Linked DNA regions of Homo sapiens: region 1 is linked to region 2. The links are chromatin loops, found by intact Hi-C in ENCODE. Cell type or tissue: sigmoid colon. All regions are shown on one strand.

The links. Peaks named below come from ENCODE experiments on the same cell type or tissue, not always from the same donor. Only the 100,000 strongest peaks of a DNase experiment are listed, where the experiment ranks them.
Region 1: a loop joins it to region 2, with 23 times the contacts of the local background. A loop is called at or near these places in 1 of 110 quality-filtered maps.

What each region holds. Positions count from the first base shown.
Region 1 is chr7:127,676,145-127,678,644 of GRCh38, reverse strand. All of the region lies in intron 1 of SND1 (staphylococcal nuclease and tudor domain containing 1), which reads right to left. Among named protein-coding and RNA genes, the nearest start is that of SND1, 25 kb to the right of the region's middle. In sigmoid colon, no CTCF peak of the experiment used is centred here; a DNase peak (open chromatin) is centred at 1,024.
Region 2 is chr7:127,954,089-127,956,588 of GRCh38, reverse strand. All of the region lies in intron 15 of SND1 (staphylococcal nuclease and tudor domain containing 1), which reads right to left. Among named protein-coding and RNA genes, the nearest start is that of SND1-IT1, 42 kb to the left of the region's middle. In sigmoid colon, no CTCF peak of the experiment used is centred here; a DNase peak (open chromatin) is centred at 1,488.

The sequences.
Region 1 (2,500 bases), 280 kb after region 2:
TTCTCTGAATACTCACCAACACAGCCAGTTTTTTGTTTGTTTTGTGTGTGTGTGCGTATGTGTTTTTGTATTGCTTTTTGGTTTTTTTCCTGGCAAGAACAAGAGGCAAACCTAAATTAGAGGGCCCAACATTCAAACCCAATGAACCGGAAGCCCAGGAGCTCATGGCAGTGCTGACTCACTGGCTCTGGATACACTTGCAGACCCAACAGGTACAAGCACAAGTTGCTGCTCCCGAGCCAACTGTGCCAAAAATCGGGCCGCAGTTTACATATACGGAGTTTAAATCTCAGGAGGACCATAACAATCATCTACAGAGAGACTTCACATAAAGACAGCATCTAATCTGGGCTATTTTATTTTACAGCTGAGAAATCTGAGAGCAAGAGAGGTAAAGTAACTTTTGCCTAAAATAACCAGGATTGACAGCAGAGCAAGGATTGGGGTTGAAGTTTCCCAATCCTGATATTCCACTATGCCACACATACAAACAAGCATTTGGGAGCTGATTTCTGTTAAAATGGTATCTGAGGTTACCTACTGATTAAATCTTTTTCTCAATTAAAATCTCTGTTTATATGTGCCAGTAGAACAGGTGTTGGAGACCAAATCACTAAGCAAGTAAAGCTTCCATGAGCTGGCTGTCCCAAATCATACCAACATTTATTAAACCGTACCATCTGCAAGGCAAGCTGACTTAGAGTCCAATATTACAAAAGAACACCCAAAAAGTAGATGCAAAGAAGAAAACTTCAAAACGATAAAATGCAGGATTGGCGAACTACAGCCTACTAGCCAAATCCAGCCTACTGCCTGTTTTTGTACAGACCATGAGCTAAAAATGGTTTTTACATTTTTAAAAGGTTGGAAAAACATCAAAAGAAGATTATGTAACATGCAAAAGAGTATGAAAGTCAAATTTCAGTGTCCATAAATAAAGTTTTATTGGAACACGTCAAGCTCATTCATTTATGTATTGTCTAGGGCTGCTTTTGCACTAGAACAGCAGAGTTGAGTAGTTGCGACAGAGACCATATGGCTGGCAAAGCCTAAAATATTTATTACCTGGCCCTTTACAGAGTAAGTTTGCCAACCCCTGATATAAAGCATTATGACAAGCGAGTGAGATGAAAACTAGTTTTATGGTCGTCTAAATAGCAAGTGCATGGCAAAAATAAATTCTGGACCAATTCAAGTTACACAAACTGCTCGTTTTTATAATCAGAGAAGGAGCTGCAGTATATGGCAATAAGAATTTAGTTTCAGAATCAAATCAATGTCAGCAGTGACCTTTGAAAGTTATTTAATTGGCTCCATTAGCCTCCATTTCATCATTTATAAAATAAATACATAAGAATATATATAAGTTGTTATGATCCAGTTTGTCAATCTGTTGCTGAAATAAAAATAAAATAAAGAGTTGTTATGAAACCTAAACAAAATAAAAGCACTTAGCACAGAGCCCAGCACAAGGACACAATAAATATAGCCAACATTGTTGTTACAAGAAATGGCTCAAAGTGTGGTCTGCTATAAAGACTGGAAGAGTATGTACAATAGAAAAAGATGGACATTCCTCTAGGGATATAGAAGAAAACATCATGGTCAGGCACAGTGGCTCACGCCTGTAATCCCAACACTTTGGGAGGCCAAGGCGGGTGGATCACCTGAGGTCAGGAGTTCGAGACCAGCCTGGCCAAGAAGGTGAAACCCCATCTCTACTAAAAATACAAAAATTAGCTGGACACGGTGGTAGGTGCTTGTAATCCCAGCTACTTGGGAGGCTGAGGCAGGAGAATCGCTTGAACCCAGGAGGCGGAGGTTGCAGTGAGCCGAGATCAGGCCATTGCACTTCAGGCTGGGCAACAAGAGTGAAACTGCGTATCAAAAATAAAGAAATAAAGAAAATATCAAAGTCACAGAAATTCTCTCACCACTGAATTCTGTCAGATTTAGACTGATAACCTGTAATCTCTAATTCCCTTGATTTATCAGTTAAGATACCCACTCACTAGGAAAGTAGATTTAAGTACCTATGTCCAAATCTCTATCCTCTGGGGTGAAAGTAGTAAGTATCATCTCTTAAGTTTGTATTGAACTTCATACTTGACAAACTGTCTTGGCAATCATAGCCTCAGATGGTGTGGCTAACGGAACAACCATGAGCTCTGAAATTATACAGCCTTGAGTTTGAACGCAAACTCAAGTGAAAATCATTCTGAACACTGTGATATTCCTTCATCTATAAGTAAAGATAATACCACTATCTCCTCTGGGTTATTTGTATTATTACATAAGATCCTTGACTCCCTGAAACCAAGAAGGTAACTCAATAAATGTTAAAGGAACATTAATCTCTCTTCCCTTCCTTCCCTGCTCTCCTCCCCTCCTCATCCTCACAACAATGCCCTGAGGAAGCAGGACAGGGACCCTTATCCTCATTTTGCAGATGAGAAAACTATGGCACAGTCAGATGGCATGAGGGCTAGAACACAGGTTT
Region 2 (2,500 bases):
AGCTCTAGGCCATCCATCGAGCCTCTCCTGACCACTCTAGCCCTGTCTCCTCTTTCTCACATGAACTTCCAGAGATGTTCTGTAACCTCACCTCACCTTTATGCAGATGCTCACTGCCTGGAGTGAGCTAAAGAGAGTTAATTAAATATTAAAGGAGTATTTAATCTGATTTTCCAAGTGTACCACCTCCTCAACATGGACTTACTCCTGGAGACAAAGTATCCAGATGTATCTGCCACAGTCCAGCTATAAATGCAGGGGCAATTGGAGCAAGTGACATACTGGGGCTCTGGATTTCAGGGAGCAGGTATGGTCATAGAGCAAGGAGGCGGGAGCAGAGACTTCGCAGGAGATCACTAGATGACAATCTCTGTTCATTTGGCATACACAGATGCAACATCTGCTACAAGATAGGCATTGTGCTAAGGATTGGGCATATGGAGATAAACAAGGAACACAGGCTAGAGGAAGAGAGACATGTATGCTAAACTGAGGTTTCTTTGGAGCCATATACTTACTTACACCAGGTTCTGGGAGGTGATGATAAAAAGAGAGAAGGCAACAGGCATTCCAAGTAGAGAGCAGAAAGGGTTAGATGCCTGAGGCCAGTAAGACTAGTTTTGGACTCTTCAAGTGCTCCTGCTCAGGAAGAGCGGATGGTGGGGGAATGTGGGTAACGAAGCTAGAAGGATGAACAGGGTATAGATCATGAAGGCCATGTATGTCTTATTTTGAAGGTAAAGGAACTGATGAGAAGTTATAAGCAGGGCATGATGTGAGCAGATATGTGTCTTAGAATGGTCTCCCTTGTACAAGGCAGACAGGCCAGAAGGGTCATGAGAACAGAAGAAGACTGGTTAGGAGACAGAATCCTGTCAGAGCAAAAGACTGGAATAAACTGATTCTATAGACCCCAAGGATTGCTGATGATATGCCTGAGAAAGGGGACTGGGGGGCAGGTTGAACAAAGCATGACAGCAAAAGGAGAGCTTATTAGGAGCTACATTTTTCTCTCTCCTGTTTTAAATCCTAGATAATTTTACCACCAAAGTCTCTCTGCATAACCACGTGCCACCACCCCCCCACAACTCCACTGGCTAGGGGGAGAGAAGTAGCTTCCCACCCTGACAGTCCCAGTGCTTGGCAGGATGAGTTATGGGAATGCTCTCATCTCTCTCTCAAGATAAGGTGCGGTTCTCCATGGGAGATGCAGGCAGATATATATCAGTGCCCTAACCAACAGAAATAAATGTCATAACTCCAGCTCCTATCCATAAATACACAGCGCAGGAACAACCTTAAACAGCCCAGTGTGCCCAGAAGAGGCAGGATTTAGTGGGCTTCGTTACTTGCTCATGTGCTGAAAAGCGCTTTTAGGAGGGTGTTAAATAGGCACATTACGCAAGCTCATGGACCTAAAATAAATAAGGCATTCTCCTTATGTGGACGTCACCCACACAGAGAAGCTGCATGTGCCCTGTTCAACAAGAAAGGAGAGGAAGAGACTTTACAGAGATGCCAGATACTGCTCTTGAGCCAGTATCCTTCAAACCAGTGCCAGCAACAGGGCAGGGAGGAGATTCTTTATTGGCAGGATCCCACTGCAGATACTAGGGATACTCATTCTAAACAAGACATGAGTCTCAGCAAGAGAACCTGCTGCTTGTCATCTCCTAGAGATCTGTGATTTCTGGAAGTGGAACTGGTGGGAGACTTCTTGGTGCAACACCCTTTATGATTCTGGAGGCTGTGCTTTATCCACCTCCCATCACCTGCTCTTTGTCTTTAGGTCCAGGCCATCAATTTGGCTTTTCATACAAAGCTCTGCTCCTAAACAAGCAACTGGCTCATCTTCCCAAATCAATGAAGCTCTCCAGCTCCCTGGAGAGGGATATATTAAATATCAATCATGCATATTATTTTACAATATAATTACTTTGGCAATTAATCTGTAAGAAATATTGCTCTCCAGATCCTAACTTCTGCCAACACAAACACAAAGCTCTTGGAGAGTGGTCACATGGATGGAGCCTGAGCTTCCAGGGAAAGAGAGAGAGGGCTGCTCCATACAAAGCCGAAGACATAAGAGATTAAAAGATGAGATGATCTCCCCAGAGTCTCTTTCAACCCTGCTTCAAGAGACCATCGGAGCCACTATTTAATCAAGGAGAAGCACAACTCAAGCAAAAATGGGGGAGGGACTGTTTTACCCAAGCAGGTAATAATAAGGGCTCCTGCAGTAATGAGGTTTATAGACTGCATTTTGGGGGGAGTAAAGATAGATATTTTCACAGATAAGATCTTTAGTACAGCATCTCCATACAAAACCCCACTGTTGGCTTAATGAAGGTGGGCTTTTGTTTTGTTTCCTGCTGTGTCTCCAGAACACAGTGTGCATTCCAGAAATATTTGCTGGAGTAAGGGGGGAAGGAAGGAAAGCAGGTTCTGCCTGACTCATTTCACTGAGAGGTGCTCACATAGCCACCCTATCCACTGTCCA